2 separate regions of the Mus musculus genome follow, and region 2 is linked to region 1. Evidence: chromatin loops called from intact Hi-C (ENCODE). Cell type or tissue: left cerebral cortex. All regions are shown on one strand. Each heading gives the region's core, and the rest is flanking DNA. Links, peaks and the distances in the headings are about the cores only.

The links. Hi-C counts contacts between places; a loop is a spot of excess contacts. Peaks named below come from ENCODE experiments on the same cell type or tissue, not always from the same donor. Only the 100,000 strongest peaks of a DNase experiment are listed, where the experiment ranks them.
Region 2: it touches region 1 in a loop (2.6-fold over the local background); 1 of 42 quality-filtered maps calls a loop at or near these places.

What each region holds. Positions count from the first base shown.
Region 1 is chr5:36,208,019-36,218,315 of GRCm38, forward strand. The region is part of intron 2 of Sorcs2 (sortilin-related VPS10 domain containing receptor 2); the gene reads right to left. Among named protein-coding and RNA genes, the nearest start is that of Psapl1, 9.1 kb to the left of the region's middle. In left cerebral cortex, for the core only: CTCF peaks have their summits at 4,026 and 5,424 (motif pointing left); a DNase peak (open chromatin) is centred at 5,441.
Region 2 is chr5:36,294,336-36,304,632 of GRCm38, forward strand. The region is part of intron 1 of Sorcs2 (sortilin-related VPS10 domain containing receptor 2); the gene reads right to left. Mir7689 (microRNA 7689) reads left to right here and starts at 7,235; the gene lies at 7,235-7,293. In left cerebral cortex, for the core only: no CTCF peak of the experiment used is centred there; DNase peaks (open chromatin) are centred at 5,517 and 7,016.

The DNA.
Region 1 (10,297 bases), core at 3,142-8,141:
GTTCCTCTATGCCGGAGGCTCCACAAAGCAGTCGAACATCCTTTCTTCTTCTTTGCAAATAATTTACACAAACTCCAGGCACTTCTGGAAAATTTAGAGAGCGGTCCATGAGGTGGCCCCTTCCAAAGCTGGTGCCCATGAGAGACCAGGGAAGACCCCATTGCTGTCCCCTTCCTCTACTGCCTGCTTCACCTCCTTTTCTCCAACAACATGGTTCTATTTTCCTGCCAGGAAGTGGCATCTACACACTTTGAAGACATAGAGCCCAAGGAAGGTAACTTGAAGGTTACCCTCAGGGAAGCTATTTGTGCTGGAAGGTCCCTTCCAGATCTGGGTGGGTAGGCCCCCAAAAAAACAAGGCCCCAGAATCATTGCAGGCTCTAATTTACCTGTTCACCTGCTTCCAGGTGTTATCCAGCTCCCAGATTCCAGAGTCTGTACCCTGGGTGTGGGAGAGAATAGCAGGTCCTTACCCCAGGGGCCCCTCAAGGATTTCATGGCCTGAAAGAAGTAGTTTTCTATATACCCGGCATGGAACAGCAGCCAAATACCACAATCAAGGGGGGCAGGTGGGCAATGAGATCATCTGTCCTATCTGGAAACCACAGCACAGCCCATTTCTCCTGTGTCCCAGGGGAAGGACCCCTCTGCTCCTCCAGAGTACTGGAACCATGATTTAAGGGTTTCAGTTTCCTACCTATAACCGAAAAACAATGGGAGCAAGTGGGGGCATGTGTTCTAATATCTCTAAAACCCCCAAGTGTCCACAACCCATCCCAAGAAGGATGTCCTTATGAGGTCACTAACCCACCACCGATCCTTTCAGTGTCACCCATGGAACTGGAACCTCAGGCTGAACCCATGAGAGCTTCATGTGCCTCTATGCTGAAGGCTCCGTAAAGTCCTCTGCTGGCCAAAGCAAACATGCCTATAGGTTGAGCTGGGCCCCTCCACTAGCTGTGGAGGAAGGGGTGTGGCCCGGGCATCTTAACACCCAGGTGCAGCTGGAAAGCCTTGCTGTTGCCTGTGAGCTCTCTACCAAACTGGGAGGGACTAGACATGATTGAGCTTCTGACCTGAGAGGGTGACACACATCTTAAGCCATTTACTTAGGACAGCAGAAATAGTTTCAGAAGACAAGGGAAAGTCACACCACTTCCAAACCAGTTTCTCAGGGTGGCAATCCCTAGGCCACAAAAGAAAGGCCCAAGAAGAGCAGAAAGAGAGAGTGACTTTTTTGTAAGCAGGATTCTTTCGGACCTGGATCCAGTGATTCTCATCTCAAGAGAGAAGTTACTTGGGACACTGTCCAAGGCCATCCAGGCCAGCCCCCTGGGATTCTAGAAGCTGCTATCATTTTACAGTGATCTGGGGTCAGGGATTTGGGGAACACGACAAGCCTGAATGCCTGCTAGCTGCCAAGTTGGCTGAAAGTAATGCTGGCATCTGCAGGGATGAAGCAAGCCCAGGGAGGTCCATGCAGTCCTGGAATGGAGAAGCCACACCTGAACCAGAACATCTGGGTTCCCTAGTTCCCCTAATTGGGCCCAATTAGTCCACCCAGGACAGCACCCATGCCAGATTTCCAGAAGCTTCTACAGAGACCTCATGGCCTTGATTCCCTCAAACCCAGATTACAGCTCATATCAGAGGGATGCCCCCCCCCCCACACACACACACGGGTAAGTGGGAGGCAGATAACTCTGGAGGGCTTACAGGATCTTGAAACAAGATCACCTGTCCCGGTGCCTGCACATGACACGTCAATGTCCCAGGCACTGCTGACCTCTGTTGAGACTCTTTTAGGGAAAGCCAGGCCAGTATGGAGTTTTTGTATGACAGTCGCAGGTATTCATGCTGAGGGTTGCATGCCAGCACAGACAGCCACTCCTGTCACCAGGAGCGGTGTGATCATCACAGTTGGAGACTTTAAGCAAGCCACCAGATCTTTCCTTATGACCCCTTCCTCCCTCAGCACAGAGAACTGTGTATACCCAGGTTCCATAGCTCTGAGATCAGGATAAGCATCTAGGAAGGGCAGGCAAAGACATGAAGTCAACAGAGAACACATCTGGGGACAATGGGCTCCCAGGCCCGAATAAGTGAGATGGAGAACTTCCCCATAAGCCTTTCTGCCCAGAGATACCCCACTTCTTGGAGCTTTCTATAGGGTATGGGGAGCCAGAGATTCACTAACAGAACATTCCAGAACCAGGCACCCAGAACCAGTGTTACCATTTTCCAGGCCAGCATCTCAATATCCACCACCACACTCACATGGCCAACGAAGATATAAGGGCTAGGGAGGGTGACAAGCCAGGAGACCAAAGCTCTGGGAAAAGCTGGAAATGTTCCATTTGCTATGTCGGGCCAGCCATGCCCTCCCAAACCACTGCCCACAGACTCCAGAGCCCTGAACAGCAGGGAGCCACTGTGCTTCCACAGCTGTGGAAAGAGGGTTAAGGCAACGACTCTAATCCAGTCCGTATCTGGGAACATGCCTTATCAGCTTGAAGCTGGCCATGGTAGGGGAATTCACAGTGTTGACACTGGCCAATACTATACACTGCGGGTGGAGGGTGTCCTACTTTTCTAGGCCTGCTGGCTGCCGTACACTCAGAAGCACCCCACTGTTCTCGAGGCCCTGAGACACGAAGAGCCACAGAAAGCACCATGCCCAGAGGAAGTCAAGGGACACCCAGGCTTCCTGAAAGTTGCCCCAAGCCAGGTGTGGATCAAGCATGAAGGCTGGGTCATCCAAACGGAATAGACCAGGTTAGCATCTCAGGTTGAAGATGAAGGAAGGACTCCATTGCTCAATTTTCCATCAGCAGGAGGTGTGCAGGGACGGGGGCGGGGTGTGCGGGGAGGGACTGGGAAACAGTGGTACTAGCCCACAATCTATACTGGTAGCTCTCAAAGCACAGGGGGTGGGGATGGGGGCGATGAGATCTGGGGGTGGGATGTGGGGGGTACAGGACTGTCACTGTGAAGGGTGGTGTTCACTCAAACCTGCTACTTAACATGCCAGGCAGATGAGCCACATACAAGGAAACAATGCCAACAATGACATTTGAAAGGAAAATGACATTAATATAATGTCAAAATAATACAAAAATCTTAAGGATTGTATGTAATCCCAGGAGAGTGTGAGGAACTCAGCGGAGAGAAAACAACAGGGCGGGAATACCTCAGGAGAGTACCTCGGGAGAGAGATGCTTCAGGTGGAGCCTGCAGGCAGCTCTGGGAAGGCCATTCTGCTGGAAGCTGACATGTTAGACAGGTTAGAGGGCTCAGGACAGAACTGAGCTGGAGCATAGATGGGGAGTGGAGGAGGAGGGTGGTGGGCTGGTGAGAGCAAGAGAGGGCCTGGCTTTGGATGGCTAGCCAGGGGCAGGAGGTTGAGGCCCTAGTGGCTATGTCCAAGGGTCACATGGACTTCTGAGTGAGATGGAAGCCAGGAGCCAGTTCCAAGCGGGGCAAGAGGAAGGGTTCTGTTCTTTAGAAGTTGGGCTTAGGGGCAAGGTGGGAGTATGGGGACCTCACCATGACTAGGGCAGGTGCCCTGGTGGAAGTTTTAGGGGCTGGACAGGCTGAGATGTAGGAGAGATGGGAGTCTGAGCATACCACATAGGAAATGTGACCCAATCCCAGCTGTGACATATGGGCCTCTGCAGAGAAGCAGCTGTACTCGTGCCCCAGTGCAGGTGGGAATTCTGAGCAAAATGGACAAAGACTTCCTTCCATGGGGCCCAGAGTCAGTCCACAGGACACTCTGCTTTGCACGTGGGTGAACATACGGGGGCACCAGACTTGATTTACTTCTCCAGCTCTGTGCTGACCTCTGAGCCACGGGATGAGCACAAACTTCAGTCCAAACAGGCTAGCTGGGTTCCCAGGCCCCTTCCCTACAGGGAATCATCGCTGGAGCCGTGACTGACAAAGGCAGACAGAGAGGGGGTTACCAGACTAAGGCAGGATTTCCTATTTCACAGCAAGTGCTCCCTCTACAGCCAAACAAGGCATGTGGGAAGGAAAAGGTTCAGGCTACTAGATCTTCCTAAGGGAATGGAGGGGGTTTCAGTCCTCAGGTAAGGAGGAAGGAGATGGGGCAGAGCAGGGATAGAGGATAGTGGAAGATTGGTTACACCAGCTTGACACAGAGAGCCATCTTGAGTAGGTCTGTGGTGTACCATGCACACAATGTAGGGCAAGTAGCAGAAGGTAGCATGGGCTTGGCTAGAGCTATCTGCCATGTTGTCATGTGTCCTCTAAAATGCATGTGTTGGGATAATGATGGAGGCCCCCAAGGTGGCACTGGCAGCTTTATAAGGAAAAAGAAGAGATCTATTCACACATCTGTTCTGTCTTGACATGGAAGGCTGGGACAATGCAGTGGCCCTCATTGGAGGAACATGTGTTGGAGCTATACTGTGGCCCTTCAGTTTCCAGAACTCTAAGCTAAATAAATCTCTGTGCTTTGTAACTTATAGTTTTGGGTATTTTGTTACAACAACAGCAAACATGCTGAGATACAGCAGGTCAGTCCCATCCTGCCCTCGACTTCACCAAAAAGTAGTAAGAGATCAGAAGGGCAGCCAGAGGTCAAGCTGTCCTCTGCTGCCTTCCTCTCCAAGTGACCCTCTGGAGCCTGGGTACAGGAAACACTGTGATTCCCCCAGTTTATAGGAGACAGAGGACAGGAAGGGCAAATCAGAGCAGCTGTCTCTACAGAGGTGATGGGAACATGGTGACAGGAAAGGGTTGTAGAGTAGAGGTTCTGGATCCCTTGGGAGGCAAGACTGTGGCTCAGTCTCCACATAGTGGAGAGCAGTGTTGGGCCTGTCACTTTGGAGGTACATGCCACCCCACAGAGGGATCCACAAGAATTAGAAACCTGGTCCCTCTGCCCCATCACTGTAAGAAACAGGAGTTCCTCAGAGACTGATAAAGAATGGTGTCAGAAGCATCGAAGCTGGGCACTGGCCTATCCATTCTACATCCATTAATTGGACTCCCAATCCAAGGCCATACAGCCATCCTCATTCCATAGACAAGGGATCAGAGACAACTAGCAGTTTTCCTAAGGCCACACAGCTTATAAGAAGCAGAATAAGGATTTGAACTCAAAATTTCACTCTGAAAGCCTGGACTTCTGACTCCAGAAGAGATGGAGAAGTCATGAATGGGCAGGTGGAATAGGGTTAAACTGTCCCCTTTGATCTCACAAGCCTACTGCTTTCCACAGGCTCCAGCCAGCAGTCCTGATGGGGACCCAAGTAGAATTTTAAATCAAACGCAGCATGGGTGAGGAAGGTTCTGAGCAGCGGAGCCTGCCTGTGTAAGAGAGAACCAGGCACCAGGCCAGAGAAGACTCCTACACAGAGGGAAACAAAGCCAAACAGAAGCGATGGCAGCCATCTGCTGGTGAAACATTTCAAAGTACAGGTAGCCCCCTGCTCTCCTCGGGATGGTGGGCGCAGAGGCGGCAGGTGGCTCAGTGCCAAGCCTGTGAACTACTTAAGCTTCATGTGGCATCGCACATACCACACAGGCCTGGCAGGTGGCGAGTTCTGAATTCCGACACACTCCCTGGGGTGCACTGCTGTGAGCTTAGCTGGTGAGCAGGTTCTAAGCTACAAGGCAGTGGCTTGGCAGAGGCAGGAAAGGGTGTGGGGACGGGTGTACACAGGACCAAAGCCACCTTCCAAGGTCATGCTTGAGTTCCTGTCTCCTGTGTCCCGTGACACCTGCCTCTGGTTGGACAAGGGAGAACTTCTTGAAATTCTCCAGGTCCTCCAATGCCCATTGGCCTTCATCAACAAGACAAGAGCCCAGGACACTTTGTCTAAGCTCGTCCTGGGTAATGGGGTCTGGGTGTAGCCAGGCCTTGTGCATCAGAGGTGATAGGACCTTGTAGAGAGGGGGACTGTTGCTGTCACCATGTGCAGATGAGAATTTTGGGCATTGAGGAAGACATTTCCCAGTGTTCTACAGTCAGCCCATGGAGCAGCCAACTTCACACATGGGCCTGCTGAACATGATATGCACAGTGCCACAATGGCCAGGTGGCCATGGCAAATCCATCCCCAGGTGCATAAGATCTTTCTGATCCTCCCTTGCACTGGGGTACACAGGTGACCCAGGCTGGGCTAAGAAGCAGGACCTCCCATGAGCTATCTTTCCTGTGTTCTGACCTCCTCTGCCTGATGCAGGCACTGACTGGATGCCCAGACCTAGTCAGGGGTAGGGAGTAAGTAGAGCCACAATACAGAAGGAACCTGGGTCCATGCCATGCTTAAAGGAGAGCTGTCAGAGGACACTGGCTAGTAACTCTCCTAGTCATCTTTACATGCATACCTCAGGGCTGCTGGGCTACAGTTACCTGTACTGGTACAGCATGCCATGTCTGAGCCTAGCTTCTATGCTGCCCACCTCTACCCTACCCTTCTACCTCAGTCAGGCACCAGGGGTGGTGCAGACAACCTCTCACTGGGGAAGGGTTTACAATTCTCAGTTGCAGCATGTCCTTCACAGTAAGTCCAAAGACAAAGTGTGTGGAGAGTGTCTGAGATGGGAGCACTCTCCTGGGAGAGATCAGCCCCTGCATTCAAACAAGGGCTGCAGAGAGTCACACCCCCCCCCCCTCACCCTCAAAGAGGCTGAGAGAACAGTGAGAGAAACTCCAACGAGTCAGGCAAGGCCCAGCCATCCCTGGTCCGGACTCAACACAATGGTGATGATGGGATCACTAATGTAAGTCTCAAAGGCCACCCAGGCACCTCTACTCCCCAGCAATTCTCAGAGTTGGCCCTGACACCTTCAATGTCTATGGCCAGATGGTTCCCATAAAGAAACCCTGGTTAGTAGAAAAACCACCCCAGGATTGAAACCATCCCAGCTCCTTTCTTTGCCATTTGGACCCCACTGTACTATCCCTGGACCCCAAGACAGTCTCAGAAGCCTGGAAATAGATTCTTTTTAAAAATATTTATTTATTTTATGTATATGAGTACTCTGTAGCTGTACAGATGGTTGTGAGCCTTCATGTAGTTGCTGGGAATTAAATTTAGGACCTCTGCTCACTCCGGTCAACCCTACTTGCTCAGTCCCTGCTCACTCCTGCCCAAATATTTATTTATTATTATACATAAGTACACTGTAGCTGTCTTCAGACATACCAGAAGAGGGTGTCAGATCTCATTATGGATGGTTGTGAGCCACTATGTGGTTGCTGGGATTTGAACTCAGGACCTTTGGAAGAGCAGTCAGTGCTTTTAACCGCTGAGCCATCTCTCCAGCCCCTAGATTTTTCTATATACCTCTATGGACCTCTCCTTCATACCTCAGCCATGATGGAAGTGATGGCTTCAGTTAGTTCCTTCCTGGTGTTAAATCCATTTGCAATGATTCTCTGTCTGTACACAAACCCTTGCTCTGAACCCAGGATTTTCTTCTCTGTGAGTTGCTTTACCAATGAAACATACAGAAAGGATGCTATACAAGTTCTGAGCCTGTGTGTTTCCACCTTCCTGATCCCTGTTCTGGGGCTGTGTATGAGCCCAGGCTAACATGATAGAGGATGAGGGTCACCTCTATCATGCCATGTGCTGCAGCAAGCTCAGAGCTGATGGCAACAGGCTTGCTTATACAGAGCCAAGGTATGATGGCTAACATCCATTTTCACCTCAACAGGATCTAGAATCACCAGAAGCCACAATTCCATGCATGTCTGTGAGGCAATTTCCAGAATGATTTAACTAAAGGGAAGACCCATCTTACCCATGGGTAGGTAACACCGTTCTATGAACTGAAGCATGGGGCAGAGAAAAATGGGGAAAGTGAGCTGAGCACCAGCATTCCCCCCTCCTCTCTCTCTCTCTCTCTCTCCCTCTCTCTCTCTCTCTCTCTCTCTACTCTCCCCTCTCTCCCTCTCTCTCTCCCTCTCCCTCTCTCCCTCTCTCTCCCTCTCTCCCTCTCTCTCCACTCTCCCTCTCTCCTACTCTCCCCTCTCTCCCTCTCTCCCTCTCTACCTCTCTCCCCACTCTCCTCACTATCCCCACTATCCCCATTCTTCCTCTCTCCCTCTCTCTCCACTCTCCTCTCTCTCTCCACTCTCCCTCTCTCCACTCTCCCTCTCTCCCTCTCTCTCCCTCTCTTCCCACTCTCCCCTCTCTACCTCTCTCCCACTCTCCCCACTCTCCTCACTCTCCTCACTCTCCCCACTCTCCCTCTCTCCCCACTCTCCCACTCTCCCACTCTCCCCACTCTCCTCACTCTCCTCACTCTCCCCACTCTCCCACTCTTCCACTCTCCCCACTCTCCCCACTCTCCTCACTCTCCTCACTCTCCCCACTCTCCCCACTCTCCCACTCTTCCACTCTCCCCACTCTCCCCACTCTCCCCACTCTCCCCACTCTCCCTCTCTTTCTCTCTCTGTTTCCTGACTGTGGATGCAATGTGACTGGCTGCCTCGTGCACCTGCCACGGCTTTTCCACCATGAGGGACTGTGCACCCTCAAACTACAAGCCAACGCCAGACCCTTCCTTTGGTTGCTTTGTCACATATCACAGCATTGAGAACAGTTGCTAGTGAAGGTGCTCGGGGTCAGAGGCCGCTGTCCACAAGCCGGGTTTACAGAACCATAACTGCTTTCCACCCTACCAAGCAAGCCTTCCTTCTGCCAGGAGACAGCCACCCTAGGAAGAGTTATCTTCTTATCTAAATGGCCCTTCAGTCTCTCGGTTCCCCAGTAACATCAACAGCAGTCTCAACAAACCTGCCACATGTTCAGACACATCAGAGTCCCAGACCCCAAACCCAAGCACGCAGGAGAGAATGACCATGCCCAGGCACGTAGCCTAAGCAGACTCCAAGGCACAGGGTGATGCACACACAGGGACGGTGCTACAGCTCTGAACATTCCACATCTTTTTTACCTTAGTGGGAATTGAAAGTGACTCAGACATCCAAAACCAAGACCTTGGTTAAACAAACGATACCTTCTTTAGATCTGGGTATATTATACAGCCATTAAAAATAGCGGCTGCGAAAACATGCCAGAGCATAAGAAAATGTTTAATACATAATTCCTTTGGGATTCAACATTTATAAAACATGTATATATTTGCATCTTAAAAAGTCTGGAGAGAATATTCATCTTGGATATTAATAGTTTTAATCTCGTGGGGCGGGGCTAACACAAGGATTGCATTTATGCTTCATCTATTTTATAGTTTTTAAGAGTTCTGTGGTAATCACAAGTTATATTTAGCAGGGATTTTCTTTGTGGAGAATTTTCTAGAGGGAAATCTGTCAACACTCTTTCCAAGGTCCTCCCTAAATGATCATAGCTTTACCCAGTGTCCTGTATAAAGGAGCAGAGAGGTCTGAGTGCTGAAAGCCAGGGTGACACCTTGTGGGTGTTGTTCAGTTCAGTAAGACTCCAGACTCACTTCTGGCCTGAGACTCTGCTGGAGCAGAGAACACAAGAAGACCAGATCCTAGGAGGCAGAGGGTAATGACACAGGGAACATATAGCTGACTGTCATCCCAGTCCTGGGAGTAGCGGAGGCACTGACCACTCAGAGTGGGATGTGGGCCTGGGAAGGGCTTCTGGAGGAAGAAACAGAGGCTGCAGGGAGGCCCCAGCCCAGGGGTAGGTGATAACAGTAGTAGACAACTCCAGAGGGGGAGGTCCCAATGTCCAAGGAGGGTTTGAGCTCAACTCAGGCCACCAGGACCTTTTCCACCAGTGCTGTCTTCTATTCTCAAAAGAGAATCTAAGACAGTCATTGTATGTGGACCTAAGAGGTGGGGCTCATCTTCTGGGTCAATTGCCATCATAGTAGGAGAGAAGCCATGGCCCCTATACCAGGAACCACTCCAGGCAAAAACTACCAATAGCATGCTTTTGACCTGCAGGCCAGCTTTCTCCTGGGAGCTCTTTCGTACATGGAATGGCCATATCACAGTATAATTATCACTGTAGGGTGGCCATTCCAGCACACCAGGTCAAATATTGGGAATCTGTAGGTTGAGGAGGGATGAAAGAAAGAGAGGCATCTCCAAGGCCAGGGTAAAGTCCATGAGACTGAGTGTCAGGTCAACTAAGAGGCTATGTTATAGGCCTGGCCAGAATAGGACGGCACGATGCTGTTATTACCCTCAAGAGCCAATACTGCCCTTGGTATTTCTCTGTGATGTAGTTTAGGGTAACTGAACAATTGGTGACTACTGAAACTTGGCAGAGGTTTGCAGGAGGGCCATCCATGGGGATGAGGAGAAACTGGGCTG
Region 2 (10,297 bases), core at 2,917-7,916, 86 kb after region 1:
GACTGGTGTGGTGCATTTTACAGTGCTCTAGATGGGTTCGTGGGACTTGTATTTGTTCTTGGCACACCAACACTCAAGTGTGGCTCCAGGGATCTCCAAAGGCTGACTCTTCCAGCCCCCAGAGCCTGGCAGCGGTAGGGTGGGCATAGGAGCTGCCTGCCCCACCACAAGCTAACTCCAGAAAAACTCGCTGGTCAGTGGGCTCCATGGGTGTCTCTGTGGCGCTGCTTCCCAGGCAGCAGGCAGTCTTCAGACATGGTGAAGATGCAGACGGAATTCTCAGGGCTTCTATATGCAGCAGTGTCCCTGACCAGCAGTTAGGTGTCCAGAGTCCTCCTGGCCTGGCTAAAAGACTCAAGTCATGGTAACAGCTTCCCTCATCTTCTGGCACAAAGAAGCAAGGAAAGGGTGCCAGCCTGAGGTAAGGGCATGGGCACTGCCTGGCCCACAGGAGGAGCTCAATAGACACAGGAATCTCTTCCTTCCAGAGCATGGATTACTCCTGCCTTAAGAGGCTATACCCACGCGCACCCTCAGAACAGCCCGGTAGAGCACCAGCCACACCCATTCCCACGCTGCTCATCTCCCTCACTGCTCCAGGTTGTCACATGGTGTGTGAGCCTTGCACCATGGCCTCCCCCACACTATAGACCAGCTTCCTTGGTCGCCTGGGACCTCGTTAGAAACGGTCTCTGGCTTCATCCTGACCCACCCCATCCAAGCCAGCATTTTAACAAGGTCCCCGGAGGCCGTGGGTGGGCTATCATGAAGAAGAGCTACTGTGAGGACTACGGAGGCCCCTCTGCTCAACGCTTGGGCTAACCCTCACTTCTTTTCTTCTCTGCTGCATCTGGGTTCAGCTGTCCCCTCAGCCAGCGTCTCCAGGGAGCACCACCTTCCCTGAGAGTCATATATAAGTCTCTACCTGTGCAAAGATACACACTGTGCATTCAAACTAGCACCAAGGGCCTGCCATCTGCAGACACCTCCACCTGTGCCTGAGCTGTCCCAGACCCAGGTCACTGGAATCCAGGCCTCATTGAACCCTACCTAAAGAGCCATCTCTAGTCATGGTCAGGGACAGGACAAGCTAGGTCACCTTCCTGGATCTGTCTTAAGTTCAAAGAAAATGAAACTGAGACTCCCCCAGCACAGGCTCTGGTCCCCTTTCCATGTCATTTTCCCACCCTGCTCCCCACAGCTTACACAGGTATTCCCCTGCACAGATGCCTGGGTTTGTGTCCATTATGCTCCCTGCCTGGAACCAACCTGTGGGTCTCCTTGTCCTCTGGGACTTGACCCCAACCTCACCCTACTTCAGACTGTCTCCTCCCAGGAGTCTGGGCCCTAGAGACAGAGACAAGTCATCATGGTCATCTCCCAGTACCAAGTGAAATAAACATGGGGGGAGATACCTGGGGGCTCCGTAGTTTGCTCTAGACTTCTGGGAAGCCTCTAGAGCATTCTCTCCCTCTGTGTATCTGTTCCCTGGGGCAAAAGAAACCCCTACAAAGTTCAGAGGCAAAGAGGGTTACCCATGATAGCAATCATCTGTGCTTCCAATTATGACTTTACTGCTAAATTCTGATGTCATTTCTAGATTTTAGGCCAAGTGGGAGGAATGAGAGAGCTGGGGTGAGGCCTGGCTGTGCCTGCCATGATGTTCCCATGAGCAGAAGATGGTTCTGCTACTCCCTGGGTCAGAGGGTGTGTGGTGTGCACAGCTCAGTCACATACCCTGCCTCTGGGAAAATGCAGTCTCCAGTCTTGAAATGATCTCAGAGGGCATCCTGGACCACAGAGACAGATATCCTAAGCCAGTGACACTGTGTAGTCACTTCACCTGCAAAGTAGCTATGAAGTCCTGCTCATGTTAAAGGTCTCAGCTGGGTAGATGACCCCAAACCATCCACATAGGCTGAAATGCCATCATCAGAGGGAAAGGAACATGAGTATAGAGGAGAGAGGACACATGGCCTCCAAAGCCAGAGGCTATAGTGATGTGAAGGTGGCCCACAGATGCTGGAAAGGCAAGTGACTGCGCTGTCTCCCAAAGCTGCAGAAGTCACAGCCTTGCTTTGTACACTAACACACGTGTTCCAAGTTATTGGGTCTGGGGCTGCTTGTTACAGCAGCCAGACAGCACTCATACCTTCAGTCTTCCATGAAATGGAGACAGCAGGAGCTCCGACCTGGAAGTCTTTACAAAAGAGAACCCAGCATCACCTAGGCCTCTGGGAAGGCCATAATTCTAGGAGCTGTGGAATGGCTGGGTAGGATGTGTGGTCCTTTGTGCATAGGAAGGTTTTTGTTTGTTTGCTTGTTTGTTTTTGTTTTTCCACATTCTTTTTTTTTTTATTAGATATTTACTTTATTTACATTTCAAATGTTGTCCCCTTTCCTGGTTTCCCCTCTGAAAACCCTGTATCCCCTCCCCTCTCCCCCTGCTCACCATCCCACCCACACCCACTTCCTGACCCTGGCATTCCCCTACACTGGGAAGCCCCTCCCAACACCACACCTCTAGCCTTCGTGGGTCTCCCCAGGTGGGATAATTCCTTCATCGCCTGGGTAGGCAGCCTGATTGCTCGCCTTCTGAGCCCCAGACCACCTGCAAAGGAGCTCAGCATGCCAGGTCCTCCTGGAATCCCTGTGGAGGAGAAGCTGAACCTGTGCCCCAAGCTTAGACAGGGAGAAGACCCTGGATTTCCACACAAGGAGCAGCAGCCTCTTCTGGCCTTCCTTCCTGTATGCAGTGACCCTGTCTACCTGGGTCTGGGGGGAACACTCCTTACTGACCACCTACCACCACCAAGGATAGTCTGTCTAGGGCCTCTCAGGTTCAGAACCTCAGCCAGCTAATAAGCCAAAGCCAGGGTGAGCCAAGCACCTGCAGCTGCTAGTTGTGACTGCTTCATGTGACAACCAAGGAGCACCTGTCCCAGGGACCTGCACAGATCTGAGCTACAGATACAGCAGAACTTTGGGTGAGTGGCTTTAGTTCTCAGAGCCTATGACCTCCTCTGTAAGATCAGAATGATGACGGTGCCGCCTCCCAGAGTGGCTAAGGGGATGCAGTGACATCTGGCAAAAGGCATCTCACACCCTCTTCATTAGGGAAGAAAGCTGGCTGAGACACAGAACAGAGTTCCCAATCTTGAAGGGAACAAGAGGAGCTACTGAGTGTCAACAACTTCGAAAAAGCCACAGTGGGGACTCTACTAGCCAGAGCCCTCTTGAAAGGATTCAAGAAAGAAAGTTTGAAGGCGTGGGAGAGCAGACCTTGGAGCAACAGACAGATTGAAGGCCAGCAAAGGTGAGAAGAGATTTTACAAACTGGAGCCGCTAAGGCACAGGCCTGGAAAGACACTGGATAGTTCCAGGACAAGGAAGCAAGCTTGGGGGAAGGGTTGCTCAGGAGAAGCAACTGTGAAGGGAAGAGGCCAAGTGGGCTCTGGCCAGGATGTCAGTCCTATAGCTGAGTAAGGACTGTCCCCCACATAGCCACCCCCATGCTCCAGAGTGCCATGTTGCTTGGAAATAGAGTGTGGAGATAGAGTGAGAATATTCTCTACCGAATAGGCTTTATCCAGTGACTGTCTACACAAGAGAGCAGCCTGAGGGACAGACCTGCGATCAAGAGGCCATGGGAAGACAATGACAGATGGGGGCAGGGGGGACATAGATCCACAGCGGGGAGGTCACATGCCCTGGAGCTGAGGTGGGGAAGGAGCTGCCCCCCAAATCTCATGGGAACTGGACAGCCCACACTTTGATCTCATGCTTCTTTAGGGACCACTGTGGGGCCACAGTGTCCCGATGATGCAGAACCCCATCAATAGGCCCTTCACAAGCAAGCAAGGGTGTTCTGGCCTCATGCCAGACCCACCCACACCAGCTACCCTGCCCTTCGACCTCCAGTGGATAGCGCTTCCTGCCCAACACTGGGCCCACAGAAGCTAGGCTGGCCATTGGCCAGGGTCCACGTCCAGCCCCTCCAGCCCCTCTGCTGTCCCAGCTTTGGAGGGTCATGCAAAGGCAACAAGGACATCAGCTAGGCTGACTCCATGACTCCTATGACTCCATCATAGGTCCTAGACCTCAGGAGGCCCCTGTACTGCCTGGTACCAAGGGGCTCAGAGCACCTGCTGGAGGAAATGAAGGTGGGTGGATATAGTTTAGTAGAAAGAGAACACACTAGATGAGGGTTCAACAGTGAGGGCCTGGATGCCCCCTCAATGTTCTATGTCCACACAGGGTTGCTCTGCTACCCTGCAGTCCCAGCATCCATATCAGGCAGAACCTGAGCAGAGGGGCCAGATTAACCCATGGTCTCTGATTTTGGTTCCAGAGACCCAGATCCTGGCTCCAGAGAGTTCCCACCACTGCTCAGGAAGCCAGCGCCCCATCTGACAGCAATGACTTCTGTCGAGGACAATGAAGGAGACAGAATTGTCCACCATGGGGCCAGTCCTTGTATCCCACAAAAACCAGAAGCCCCTCTCCCTAAAGAGATTGTCATGATGACCAGAAGGACAGGCAGGGCATGAATGGCTCCAGGTCTGGAGACAACTTTGAGGCACGAAGCAGAGGTGGAGGGAGCCACATTTGCAGCCCCTCCCTGTCAACCTGCACTCAGTCCCTGGGAGACCCACTGGCATGGCTGTCCTCTCAGCACACTCAGGACACTGTATGTGCCCCCTCAATACAGGCTGCAGGCCCCTACTGAGCGTCAGTGTCACTTAGGTGTCTGATGGTGACTCCACCAGATCGGTAGAGAATAACTTCCTGTTGTTCTGCTCCAGTGATGGGTGTCCATTAGAAAGACTGGCCATGGGCAGAGCCACATGTGTGCGCCTAGGACATGTCCAGATCAGGCATAAGGGAGAGGAAGAGAAGTGACAGCCACAGGCAGGTAGGTCTGGGCTCTGGGCTCACGATTACATTACTGAAGTATCACATTCAGAGGGAAAAGCTGAGGTGTCCCATGGGAGCAGGAAGGAATACAGCCACCTTGAATCAACACTGTGGATCAGAGCCTGACACCCTGCTAGACCCCCACCCCAGGACCACACTTCCTGGCTCACACCCTGCTAACCTGTCCTGTTGTGCTGAACCTCTCAGCTCACCACGTTTGACTTGAGGAGATAAACTGTTCTACAAGCTCCCACAATACATCCCCGCCTCGTGTGCCTCTGAGCCACTGCCACCTTGACTTTGCCAGCTGAAATTGCCCTTCCTGCTTCTCTGTCCCAAGAAATGCACTTGCATATCAAAACCACCTCCTCTCAAAGGCTGCTCATCTCCACCCTCCCCCAGGGGTGCAAGGGTCCCCATTCGCTGCCACTCCTCCAGGGATCCCACTCAGCAGCATCCAGCACTGCAGGTGCCTGAAGAGTAGTGGTGTGGGGAGTCCATGTCTGAGCAAGGACAGCTGCAGGGAAGCCCCAGCATTCATTCTGAAGGAGACTGAAGAGCTTGATGTAACCAAGGAGTGTACCCAAACGAGCCCCACCTACGGCCTTTCAGTGCTGCATGCAAGAGCCCAGGAATGATGAACTTACAGCTATCAGGAAAGCCCACTTGTATCCACACTGAACACTTGGAAGACATCTTCAGAGAAGCAGCCCCATGCCAACTCAGGGTACCCTGCCAAAGCCCCAAGGACCTGCAGGCAGCATCTTTGTTCAGAGAGAGAAAGCCAACTGCTTTTCTCAGCCACTCCTTACTGTCAGTTTTCATTTATCTATCCATCCACCCATCCATCTATCCATCCATCCTTCCATCCATATATCCACCTAAATATTATCCATCCCTTTGTCCATAAATCAACCCATTTATCTATCAACCTGTCCATCCATCCATCTGTCCATCCATATATCTACCTAAATATTACCCAACCCTCTGTATATAAACCAGTCCATCTATCATCTGTCCATCATCCATCTTTCCATCATTCCATCCATTCATCCATCTGTCCATCATTCCACCCATCCATCTATCTGTCTGTCGATCCTTCCATCCATATACCCACCTAAATACTATCCATACACCTGTCCATAAATCAATCTATCCATCCATCCATCCATCCATTCATCTATCCATCTGTCCACCCATCTGTCCATCCATTCATTTCCTCAGCCTATTGTATGTAGGGCACCAAGCTTTCTCTTCCCAATCGTCCTATTTAAATCTCAGTGCGAGAAGCTCGTTTTACATATGGGGACACTGAGGCACATGGAGGTGGGGGTATACAGTTCAGCCAGCAGGTATGAAACCCACCCACATCTAAAGGGCCAGTGACGAAGGGGGAAGCCAAACATGACTCCTCCCCCACCTCCATTCCTCTTCCTCCTGTATCTGTTCATCTTAAATGGATTCAACACCTGTGTGCACCCCAGAATGGCTGAGAGGACCAAGGGGAGGTGCACACCAATTTACACTTACAGCTGGGCAAGAATCCAGCCCTTTGCTCTGCCCACAGGACTCTGAGGAACAGGAGCATTGCTCTCCCTGTTCCTAGTTCTCGACATCAGCCCCTCCAAAGCCAGCATCTCAGCAGGGCCAGCATCAAACCTGCAGGAGGATGCCAGCCTCTGAGGGCTCAGCCACTGCACAGCCGCCCAAGGGGGACCTGGTAAGGCCTAAGAAAGCAGTAAGCATTCCTTTGCTGGATGACAAGGTGCTGCTGGTGCGTGTCTTCACATGATAGCTTTGCCTCCGTTACTTTGGTCTTATTCCCCTTGCTTTGCGTCGCCTCTAAATCAAACAGAACCAGATATCTGAGCCAGATGGTCACCTGCTCTGATGACCTAGGCATACTGTCCAGCCAGCCATACCAAATGGACCCCAAGGACAGCCCAGGCCCCAAGGACCAACTCTTCTCTCCTTTCTACTGTAATTAAAGCACACAGGAGACTGAGTGTCAGGAGGGGAATCTAGTCCTTCTTGACAAGAGCTGCAAGCACAGTGACTCAGAGCAACAATCCCTTGTGACAGCTGGGCTGGTGGGGGTGGAGAGCAGTGGACAGTCCCTCCTCCTCCACCTGCTAGCCTCTTCTGAGCCACCAGAGAACCCGCTGAGAAGGGAGCTTTGGTGACGTGTACATCTGCCCTCAAGGTTCAGCACTTCTAACACAGCCCCACTAGGCACCCTGCATCCACCTGGCCAGCCAGCACTGAGAGACACGGGTTAGGAGAAGAACAGAGCCTGGCACCAACACGGGGGACTACACCGAGGCAGCCTGGCTTAGTGGAAAAGGAACAGGCTTTAGAGCCAGACTGCCTGGGTTTGAATCCCAGCCTGTCACTTGTGCTCTGGGCTTCCAGAACCTGCAACAACTTTACATACAAGCATGGTGGCATTGGTAACAGAGACCAGGTAGCCCAAGTGGTCCCCATGGAATCCTCAGTAATGTTCCCTGCCTCCCACCGTGGATCATGCAGTATATACCTACGACAAAGGTATAGTCCTAACAGTTGCTGCCAGAATGGCAGACCACCTAGCCTTGATCTTGGAGCCCCCAGACCCCAGTGATCCTGGGAGGTAAGGCTTCTGCTCCTCCTTCTGAGTCAGAAAGACTGGGAGTGGCCAACACACACTTGACACCAGGAGCTGGTGAGCAGTGTGAAGGTCCACCCATGGCACGGTGTCATCTTAAATAGCTCTGTCTCTCCTGAACTGGACCACACTCTCCCAAAGAGCCTCTCTGATTGCCTCAGAACCCCAGTACCTGCCTCCTCACAGCCAGACAAGCAGGGATCCTCCCAAGGAACATGAGTTGAAGCCCTAGATTTAACCCTGAACACGAGCCATTTCCCACTAAAGCCCAGCGGTTTGCTTCACTCCACACAGGGCTCTAAAGGAAACCATGACTCAGCCACCTCCCTGCTTGACCTAGGGGGCTATGGACTGCTGCACCAGGTCAGCTGCCACACACCCTGGGCTGCCGCCCACCCTGGGCTGCTGCACCTTTGCTGTTCTTCACAGTCTATGTGCTTTAGTTGTTTGGTTTGAGGTTTTTATGGTTTTTTATTATTATTGTTCTCCTGAGACGGCATCCCCATGAGCCTAATATTCATTGTCGACTAGACTAGATTTAGAATCGCCTACAAGACAATTGGGCTCATCTGTGGGGTAGTGTCTAGATTGGGTTAAGTGAAAGGGGGCAACACCATCCCACAAGTTGGGGTCCTGGACAGAGGGAATGGAAGAAGAGCAGCTGAGCGCCAGTGGTCATCACTCTCTCCCCTGACTGATGGACAGTGACCCCTCAAGCTCCTGACAGTGCTACAACCACTCTTTGCCACACCTCCTAACCCTGGTGGACCACACCCTCAGATGGTGAGCCAGAGCAAACCCTTCCTGCCTTACGTATGAGATAAGTAACTAACACAGTCTTTCACTGTAACCCAGGCTAGCCTCATATGTGTGACAATCCTCTTCCCTCAGCCTCTTGAGTGCTGGGATTGTCGGTGTGCACTGCCACACCTGGTGGCCCTTGGTTCTCTTTCTGCAGTGATGTGCACTTTGTACCAACTCCCTTACAACTCTTTAAAATACACACACACACACACACACACACACACACACACACACACCTCCAACCACCTAAAGCCATTTGTGAGGTAAGCAGCTATGAATGCATGACGGATAGCCCATTCACCACTACGTGATGTCTACACAGTCACACAGTTTATAAAGGCCTTCCATGTTATAACACCAGCAAACTAGCTCAAGAGAGGAGAGTAAATGGAGGTAGTCCTTAAGGTCCCAGCAGAAGTCAGGAACAATGTCATCTGTGGCCTTTGGGGGAGGGAGGCTGCTGGCTGGCAGTGCTGATGGCCTTGTCTGGTCTGTGCCCCCCATGATCCTGGCCTGCTCTGCCCAGAGCCCACACTTTAGCTCTTCCTCTCAGCACACCCTATGAAAGTCTCTACAGGCCCTGCTCACTGGAACCCAGGGCACCAGGTTTCCCCACTTAAAAAATCAGCAGAGACTGGGCTTAGAGGAAGGTGTGCAGTCAGGGTGGAGAACATGGACCAAAGGGAATGGCAGGTCACTATCCCTCCAGGGGTCCCTGTCCCTGTGCTTGGGACTCCAGAATCCTTTCTGTAAGTCAATCGGCAACATTTACCAGTGGTCCCTGAAGAACACTGATGGAAATGAGAGGTAGCCATCTCAAGAAGCTAAGATGGGGTCAGAGAAGGGCATTCACATCACAGACAGCATCTCGATGGGACCAGAGAAGGAGAATAATCATAGGAGGGAATGGGGCATGCTGCCCTGGAGAAGGGCAGGGCTAGGCTTGGAGTTGGGGTTAGGGCTAGGGAAGGAGAGAAGAAGGGAGGGAAGGAGGGAGGGAGGGAGGGAGGGAGGAACAGAGTTGAAGACTGATACCAAGATGAGTGGGGTATTAGGCCAGTTCCTCTGTGCCTTCATCATCCCACTCTCAGGCCTAGGTGTCCTTGTCTGTCTGTCCCCACCCCTGAGAACAGTGTTGGATTTCTAAGGGCTAGGCTGCTGGTTCTACTTTAGCCCTTCTGATGGCTCTGTATGGCTCACAACTTTAAAGTCCTAGGCTTCAAGTGGAGTCAGAGCAAACTGGTGGGCCTAACATTTTTATCTTTCCCAACAAATAGTGAGTAGGGCCACAACAGTGAGTCATACATTAGACTAGATCACTGACCCTAAAGCCCCATTGTTGAGAATCCAACAGTCCCTCCTGGCCCTGGCTTCAGATCCATCTGCCGATAAAACACGTGCTAGACTTTCCAGGGCATGAAAATGTCCTCACATTGGCCTTCACTCAGTTTTCATATCCTTCCATTGTATGGAACAACAAGATCTCTCTCTCTCTCTCTCTCTCTCTCTTTCTCTCTCTCTCTCCACACACACACACACACACACACACACACACACAACCAGCATGCCTCACTAGGCTCTTGCGTGACCCCGGTAAGCTAAATAGCACATGGCCTGGCCCACCAATCATAATTCCTTCTACCCTGTCCCCTTCCACAGACACCTGATGGTGACCCAGGGCCCACTCTCAGCAAAGCTTTGACCAACTCAATCAGTCATAGCCAGCCCACCCGCCCATGTGGTAGCATCCAAATGTGTGGATGTTTGTATTTCCCAATCCCTGAGCAGCCGTCTGGTGAATGTCAGCTGTTGCTCCAGCCATCTGGCAACAGACTCAGAAAGCTTCAGCCTCAAAATAAAATGTCAAGTGTAAATCTTCCCAGCAGGTAATATCACAGGTCTCTTGGCCACCCTTCCTGCGGAGTGGTAAAA